3 separate regions of the Homo sapiens genome follow, and all the other regions are linked to region 2. The links are chromatin contacts, found by Hi-C or POLR2A ChIA-PET in ENCODE. All regions are on one chromosome and are shown on one strand. The core of a region is the stretch at or near the end of the contact, and the rest is flanking DNA. Distances in the headings are between cores, read along the strand shown.

The links. Hi-C counts contacts between places; a loop is a spot of excess contacts on that map. ChIA-PET counts read pairs that join two places held with the same protein, here RNA polymerase II (POLR2A). Pooled maps may share reads with other maps.
Region 1: a map of B cell shows a loop between it and region 2 (18-fold over the local background). The contact joins the promoter of KIAA1328 here to the promoter of RNF138 in region 2. A Hi-C loop is called at or near these places in 2 of 168 maps with a recorded cell type or tissue (B cell and naive thymus-derived CD4-positive, alpha-beta T cell), 2 of 37 single-sample maps with no recorded cell type and 10 of 50 pooled maps. POLR2A ChIA-PET finds 5 or more read pairs at or near these places in 1 of 52 experiments (activated naive CD4-positive, alpha-beta T cell).
Region 3: a loop to region 2 is called in a map of B cell, with 18 times the contacts of the local background. The contact joins the promoter of INO80C here to the promoter of RNF138 in region 2. A Hi-C loop is called at or near these places in 1 of 168 maps with a recorded cell type or tissue (B cell) and 9 of 50 pooled maps. POLR2A ChIA-PET finds 5 or more read pairs at or near these places in 1 of 52 experiments (activated T-cell).

The regions. Positions count from the first base shown.
Region 1 is chr18:36,827,752-36,830,451 of GRCh38, reverse strand. KIAA1328 reads right to left here and starts at 1,325. Exons shown (of 10, transcript NM_020776.3): 1 at 1,256-1,325. The coding sequence starts at 1,313. TPGS2 (tubulin polyglutamylase complex subunit 2) reads left to right here and starts at 1,450. Exons shown (of 7, transcript NM_015476.4): 1 at 1,450-1,769. The coding sequence starts at 1,685. RefSeq lists a silencer at 1,091-1,690 and enhancers at 1,088-1,880, 1,981-2,090.
Region 2 is chr18:32,090,384-32,093,258 of GRCh38, reverse strand. RNF138 (ring finger protein 138) reads right to left here and starts at 1,385. Exons shown (of 8, transcript NM_016271.5): 1 at 1,024-1,385; 2 at 373-559. The coding sequence starts at 482. It overlaps LOC124904278 (a long non-coding RNA gene), which reads left to right and starts at 1,314. Exons shown (of 2, transcript XR_007066327.1): 1 at 1,314-1,404; 2 at 1,757-1,984. It also overlaps a transcript of RNF125 not described here. RefSeq lists a silencer at 547-966 and an enhancer at 1,637-1,686.
Region 3 is chr18:35,496,561-35,499,260 of GRCh38, reverse strand. INO80C (INO80 complex subunit C) reads left to right here and starts at 1,301. Exons shown (of 5, transcript NM_194281.4): 1 at 1,301-1,542. The coding sequence starts at 1,387. RefSeq lists enhancers at 1,124-1,393, 1,744-1,863, 2,134-2,283.

The DNA of each region.
Region 1 (2,700 bases), core at 76-2,575, 4.7 Mb before region 2:
CCTAACTTCCTAATTCAGCCCAGTTGTCCACAGTGCACATATTCTCTTCTGAAAGGTAAAGGAAAAAATATTTAATTTGCACACTGCACTAGTATGCTTTCATCCACAGTGTATGTACATGATTTCATTTGCTTTTCACCAACCTATCAGAGACAAATGGTAATTATGTCTAGTAAGTGCAAACACTAAACACGAGCAGCACAGAATACAAACATATCCCTCTCTCTACACATGACACTAATCCTAGTAACTCAACAAAGGAGTTGATAACACAGTTTTGTAAGTTTCACTGGGAGCTAAGAAGAATGCCCAGTGATTCTGCCAAAGGTAACAGCAACGCCTCAATTAATGCCATCACCAATCCTAGCAAACACAAAAAGAGCTGCCTCTGCAAGCACTCAGTAACACAGATTGCCGTCCCTCTTTCAAGTAACCCCTCTAAGGAACGTGAAGTAAATTATCAGGACCAAAGCTCAAGCGAGAAGAGTCTACCTACTCCAAGGAAAGAAACACTCCTGTCACACAAACATCTCATCACTGCTGCTGAACTGGTAATACTACCACTGGACTAAAAAGTTCCACTGCTTCTCCACCTCACAACGATCCAAGAACTTCAATGACTGCCAGTGACCCGCACTCCACAAGTAAGTCAACAATACTTCCAGGCACAATGATTCCCATCTTACGCAGTAACCAGCACCACCAGACCACATCCCAGTAACCAAGCTCCACACCTCTCCTAAAACCCCAGTATTAAAATACATCATCACTGGAGGGCCTTTTAAGTCCGAAAGGTCCTGACTTGCTCCTAGCAATGCAGACTAAAGACAATCCTAAATCAAAACAAAAAGGCTCCCTGTCCAGCCAACACCGACTCCTCCCTCAACTTCGAGCTAGCTCCGCACACTCAAGTCAGCCTGGGGGCACTCTGACAGGGTGGGCAGAGGGACCTCGGAGGGCCATCTCAGCCCTGGACTGAGCCTGGACTCAAGGCTATCTTTCTCGAGCTCACCGGTAGTGAGCGCTGGGAAGCATCTGAGCCGTGTCCCCACACCTGCAGACAGTACCAGTCTCTCGGCCACCTAACACCCAAGCAAGGGGAGAGCCCAGCACCTAGACTGGGGCCGAGCAGCACGTCCCCATCCCCGGGGTTAGTTCGGAGCTTCTCCTCCGCTCTCGGACTGCCACGCGACGGCTCGCCCCTCGCCGTCCCGTGGAGGGCGCCGGCGCCCCCTGTCAGGCGGGCAAAGGATACAGTCCCGGCTCCAGAACGCCGCGGCACTGGGGCGGGAGGGGCCCGCCACGTCCGCCATCTTGAAACAACCGCCACTCGGGGCGTCGCGCCTGGGCCGCCACGCCTCGGCCTGCAGGCTCGGTCCCCATTGGCCGCACCACGCAGAGGCCCGCCCCCGCCTGCGCGGCCGGCCCCTGCGGGGCGAGAGGGTGGGGGCGAAGGGGAAGCTACGTCCCGGAGGTGCGGTGTGGGGCACCGGGCGGGGCCGCGGGAACCGGCGCCCCACGGAGCTGCTGCTGTCAGACCAACCCCGGGCCCCCATCATCACTGCGCCGCGCTTTCAGGCGCCGAGAACTACCGTTCCCGGCATGCCATGAAATTGGCCTCGGCGCTGAGGCGGGGTCCGGCCCTCCACCCGCTCCCGCCGCGCGCGAATCGCGGTCGCGAGCCATGGAGGAGGAGGCATCGTCCCCGGGGCTGGGCTGCAGCAAGCCGCACCTGGAGAAGCTGACCCTGGGCATCACGCGCATCCTAGGTGAGGAAAGGGGGCACGGTGCCGAGAGGGTGTGGAGGAGAAGGAAGGAGGAGCGGAGGGATGAGGTGCGGGGTGAGCGGTGCGACGCTGGCCCCAGAACAGGAGTGGACATCGCTGCTGGGACTTCCGTTGTTACAGAGGAAAGTGGGGGACCTGGGTTTGTGATTAGGCCTTGAAAGTGTTTGCCAGGAGTGTTCGGAGGCAGAGCTGGGAAGCCTGAAGTTTCCCCCACTCACCGCCAACCAAGGTCCCACCCAGGAAGGACGGGCAGAGACGTGCAAAGGGAACACAGCAAGCACCTGACGGTTGGGAAGTTGGATCTCCCCCTAGGAGGCATTCTCAGCCAGGGCATTATCCCCGAAACCCAAGACCTTTCTCTGGGGGAAGTAATGCACCCGACCTCCCAGGGCGACAACTACGTCGGGTCTGAAAGGAATCCAACCTTGCACCACTGAATGACTCAGAGTTTTTCTTTTATCGAACATTTCTTTGTTTGCTTGCTTGTTTGTATTTTGAGACAGAGTTTTGCTCTTGTTGCCCAGGCTGGAGTGCAATGGCGCGATCTCGGCTCACTGCAACCTGCGCCTCCTGGGTTCAAGCAATTCTCCTGCCTCGCCCAGCTATTTTTTTGTATTTTTAGTAGAGACAGGGTTCCACCATGTTGGCCAGGCTGGTCTCGAACTCCTGACCTCAGGTGATCCACCCGCCTCGACCTCCCAAAGTGCTGGAATTACAGGCGTGAGCCACCGCGCCTGGCCTATCAAACGTTTCTTTAGTACTCACCACTATGTTAGACGTGAGGTTAAAAATATGAAAAAGACACAGTTCTGTGAAAAAAATAAACAAATGAGGTCACTAGGAGTGTGAAAAGAGGTCAGTAATCTGTTACTCAGAGATGTCACAGAGGAGGGGACTGATCTTACCAGGGAAG
Region 2 (2,875 bases), core at 136-2,635:
CAAGATCCCTGCAATTCCTCCCGGGCCTGGCGGAGACGACAGGGGCCTCCGGGGCCTGAAGACGCCGCAGGGAACGGCCTGGCCACTGCCCCGGGGGCGCGAAAGCCAGGGAGAGCGGGAGAGCGGGAGAGCGGGAGAGCGGGAGAGCGGGAGCTTGGGCTGAGGGGGCTGGACGCGGGGAGCGGGCCCCGAGGCTGAGGAAAAGGCCGCCCCGGGACTCTGAGGGGCGGGGAACGGGACCTCGCGGGGCAGCGACGCTCGGGCAGGCCGCGGCGGGCTCGGTTCCCGCCAGGCGGCAGCCCGGGGTCCCGGGCCGGAGGCCGGGCCTAAGCGACAACCCGGCTCCGCGAGGGGGAGGGGGCGTCTACTCACACGTGCTGACAGGCCGTGGTCCGCACGGGCGTTTTGAGCACCTCCTGACAGACGGGGCAGTAGAAATCATCTTCGGTGTAGGACGTGGCCGCAGAGAGGTCCTCGGCCATGGCGGGGGATGGGGAAACAAGGCGATGGCGACAGCGGCAGCGGCCGAGGTGACGGTGGCGGCCCGGGGCCCGACTCCCTACATGAACCCGGAGGGGGGAGGGGGATCGCATCAGGATACAGCGCGCGCCAGGAAGGGGGCGGGGCCCTGGGTAGGGCGGGGCCGAACGCAGAGACGCTACTGCCGCACGCGCCGGGCAAGAGGCGACCCCTCCCACGGCTCCTCCCACAGGGGGCTGGATGGGGGACGGTGCTTGGCGGGAGGCTGGGCTCGCAGCATGCCGTGGGCCCGCCCCGCTCGCCCCTCACCCCGCCCCAGGACGCGGCCTCACGCTCTAGGCCACGCCCTCACCGGGCTCCAGGCGCGGGCTCGCGCCCCGCCCTCAGCCCCCGTCTTCGCCCAAGGCCTCCCTTTTCACTGCTTTTCCGCCTCTACTCACCCCGACCCCGAGCCCCGAGTGCCCAGCCCGTGTCCGCGGCTTCCTCCCCGCCCCGCTTCCCGGCACCCCGGCCCCTCCACGCTTCCGCCGGGGAGACTCTCACCTAGGAGCCCCGAAGCGGCGTTGTGGACGGAGCTGCTTTTCCTTCACGTGTTCGTAGAGACCCGGCCCAGCGCTTTCCTCGAGCTTCCTGTCCGGCCGCCGCTATCTTCGCAGCCGAGGCCCCGGGGCAAATGGAGGGCGGCGTGCGCTGTGCTTATCGGCCCCTAACGGGGCCGGAGCCGAGGCTCATGGTGCAGGGAGATTCGCCCGCCGCCGCCAGCAGCTCTGTCTTGGCATTGCGCTGCCTACAGCCTACCCGGCCGTCACCGAACGCGGGAGCGCCGGGGATCTGGGCGGAGGAGCCAGGAGAGGCGGGGAGGCACGGGGTGTGAAGTGCGGCCTGTATAGCAACCGGCGCACGGCGCCTTCCGCGGGTTGTGACGTAAGCAGCTGGGCGCCCGCGGTGACACCTGCGCCTCCCCGCCCCGCCTCGCTAGGCCCGGGACCCCAGTTACCTCTCCTGTCAAATACATTGGGCCTTTCAGGAAGTTTTCGTCAATGTTCAAGATTTAGTCTTTACTATTTGCCCTACCAGAATGTTTTGATCTTGTCAAGATGTGTTATAAACAAATATTTGTTACGGGATTTTAATCCTTTGGGGGCAGGATTAAAGTTTCCTTGAGAGGATGTCCACTTTCTCCTTTAACAGCATGACCGATGCTTAAATACGGTCGCAGATGCAGTCTTCTACTACACCTTTGGGTTGATTTTTGATTTTTTCTTTTTTTTTTTAGCTTTGAAGAGAAATGCCGTAGAAGCATGGACGTGGCTTTTCACCAAGGTTATTCACTAATTTAAGTGTTTTTTTTAATTTTATTTTATTTTATTTTATTTTTTGAGACAGGTACTCACTCTGTCTCCCAGGCCGGAGTGCAATTATCTGTACAATTGATAATCTATAAGATGGTCCAACCTGCGTAACAGAGTGAGATTCCGTCTCAAAAAAAAAAAAAAAAAAGAAAGAAAAAAGGCCGGGCGCGGTGGCTCACACCTGTAATCCCAGCCCTTTGGTAAGCGAAGGCGGTTGGATCACTTGAGGTCAGGAGTTCAAGACCAGCCTGGCCAACGTGATGAAATCCCATCTCTACTAAAAATACAAAAATTAACCGGACATGGTGGTGGGAGCCTGTAATCCCAGGTACTCGGGAGGCTGAGGCACGAGAATCGCTTGTACCCGGGAGGCAGAGGTTGCAGTGAGCCGCGATCGCGCCGCTGCACTCCAGCCCTGGCGACAGAGTGAGACTCTCAAAAAAAAAGAAGAACAAAAAAAGGATAAATCGATAAGATGGGATCCACAATGACGTGAAAGAAGCTAAGGAAAATCTGGAACATTATACAGCATCTACAATTAGCTTCAGAGAAAAGAAAGGTTTTATTACCATCCTTTGTTAAAACCCTCCCCCATGGTCTAAATGAATAAACAGAAGCCATTTAAGGGACTATTTAAATCAATTCTGCCATTTATTGTCTATGTTGACATTGGCATTGTTAGGTGTTATGCAGATGTCATGAACTTTGCTCTCAACCTGTTTACATTATTACATATCTATCAGAATGAGAGAGAAAAAATGGTATTTGCCAAAGTATTAAATTTTGCATTAAACGATGGCTATAATGAGGATAGGAAATGGAATGATTAGAAATATATAGAGTTAACAGAAAACTTTATGGAGGAAATGGGTTTTAATGTACATCTCAAAAGCATTGATTCCTAGAATAATAATAATTTGTCCAATGAATAGCTAATTCCCTCTACCAAACTATATTTTGTATTTTTGTTGCTTTTCCTCCTTAGCAGCAAGCGCAGTGGAAGCAAGACAAGAAAGCTAATACTAGCTTCAGATTTCCTGGAA
Region 3 (2,700 bases), core at 52-2,551, 3.4 Mb before region 2:
ATGTCAGTAACAATATTGCAAGTTTCCCTAACTGCTCCTTCTCTCTCACCTCTAAGTCATTGTGCAGCCTGTTTATTTCAAATATCAAGACTCATATACATCAACTTCCTGTATTCAAACATAGTAGCTTCCACCAATCACTGCAGGGAGTTAGTTCATTCGTTAAATACATCATTAAAAATACTTATAATGCACCAATGACTTGCAAGGTACTGTGATTGGGGGGACTGATAAGTTAACAAGACATAACTGACCCTTCCCTCATACAGATTACATTCTAGCAGGAGCCAAAAAAGACATTAACCATCCGATTATAAATCATTTAGTTATATGATGTCGCAAAGGTTCTGTAAAAATATAGGGTAGAATGAGGCAAAGAACAAGGCGGGTAGGGGGACTCAGGTTCCTAAATAGGTTTTAGTAGATCTGTGACCTCCCTGAAATCTGTAAAATTTTGTCTGTGTCTGTATACATTTAATGGGGTGGTGGGGAGGTGGGGGTGTGCGGCAGGGATAGGAAGCACAGATTCCATGCTCAAGAGTCTGTGAATCCTAAGAGATTAAGAACCGGCCGGGCGTGGTGGCTTACGCCTGTAATCCCAGCACTTAGGGAGGCCGAGGCGGGCAGATCACCTGAGGTCGGGAGCTCGAGACCAGCCTGACCAACATGGAGAAACCCCGTCTCTACTAAAAATACAAAATTAGCCGGGCATGGTGGCACATGCCTGTGATCCCAGCTACTCGGGAGGCTGAGGCAGGAGAATCGCTTGAACCCGGGAGGCGGAGTTTGCAGTGAGCCGAGATCGCGCCATTGCACTCCAGCCTGGACAACAAGAGCGAAACTCCGTCTCAAATAAAAGAAAAAAAAAAAGGGAGAGATTAAGAACCACTCTACCCTTCATGTCCATTTGGGCGCTATTTATATACAAACCTTTTCCGCGTGGGAAGGCAGGGAGGGATAGAGGGAGAAGCCAGTAGCTTGGCGGTCTACTGAGAACGACCCCAGCTTTAGGCTTACAGACATCAAAAGTAATCACTCTTCTATATGAGAAAAGACAACACGCTCATTAATTTTTTAAAACGTAGTTACTTAAAAAGATTGGGAGATTTTCTATTCCTCTATCAATGGGGATTTCCAGGCACGTGCCCCACCCAAGGCCCACGCCCAGAGCGCCCGAGTGGCAGGACAACGCCCGCTGACATCTTCCCGTCCCGACGGCACAGGCTACTCCGAGCTCCGCCTTTTAGATTGCACCGAGAGAAGCCAGCTACAGCTTGGAGTCCAGGCCGGGTTTTCAAGCATCAAGACGGAAGTAACAGCGGAAAGGAAGTTCCAAGGCCCGCGCTGGGAAAAAGGTGGGGGGACCAGGGGAAGACTCGGAGTGCGATGGCGGCGCAAATTCCAATTGTGGCCACCACTTCCACTCCCGGAATAGTCCGGAACAGCAAGAAGAGGCCGGCCAGCCCTTCCCACAATGGCAGCAGCGGCGGGGGCTATGGCGCCAGTAAGAAGAAAAAAGCGTCCGCTTCCAGCTTTGCGCAGGTACGCAGTCGCGCTCCCAGGCTGCGCGTGCGCGTCGCGAAACGGGACTTGGCGGGGCGGAGCCGAGCCAGGGCGCGTGCGTAATGTGGGGCGCTGCGCGTGCGGTCTCCGTTGGGGTTGAAAGACGCTGCCCCGCGGAGTGAATGACTACTCTTTCCCTTCGTTTGGACACATGGGCTTACAACGCCTTGTGTTGTAAGGAGAGAAGAAGAAGTAGGGAGGTTATTACTGACTTAGTATTAATAGAAGGACTGCCTCTTCCCCTCGAGGTCGCCTTTAGCATGAGGTTCAGGACTAATGAGTGTCAGTCATTCAGAAATTTGCGTGTCTTCCCCTCGTCCATTCTGCAGACATCTACCCAGTGTCTTTGAGGCGCATAGCGCTGTAATGTCCTGCATGGATGAATACAAGATGTATTGATAAGTATGCTTTCTCTCATCCTGAGAAAAGTGCTTTTTTGACCCTGGGTTTCCCAATCCAAAGGCAGGTTTGGTCTTAACTCATGGGCTTGTTAAGGTTATGAAGTAATGAGTGTAAAGGCACTGAGCTCAGCGCCTGGCTCAGACGTCAGGGCCTCTGAACAATCTAGGTTCCGTAATTCCAGCAATGAATTTTCAGCAGGGAGTGGCTTGATTAGTGTTTTCTCTGGCTCCTGCATTTTATTCAAAGCAAAAAAGCAGAGATAGAGTGTGTTACTTTGTGCTCCTCAGCATATGGTGTGACACCACCGTTCACCCAGTCAGTCAGTGGCTGTTCTAGAAATCTTGTTCCTTCTTCTGTAGGTGATTGGTAGTGCTTTTTATTTTAACCTTTTAATATTAAATACTTTGCTATAGTAAGATTTACACAGAGTACAATGCACAAATTTTCAAGAATACTGGCTGAACCACAGATCTTCAAGAATCCTGTCTCACGCCTGTATCCCAGCACTTTGAGAGGCCAAGGTGAGAGGATTGCTTGAGGACAGGAGTTCGAGACCTGCTCCCCAACCCCCATCCAAATTTACAAATAGCTGGGCGTGATGGTGCACGCCTTTAGTCCCAACTACAAGAGCATCACTTAAGCCCAAGATTTCAAGGTTACAGCGAGCTATGATCGTGCCATTGCAGTCCAGCTTGGGCAACAGAGTGAGCCTATCGCAAACAAAACAAAACAAAA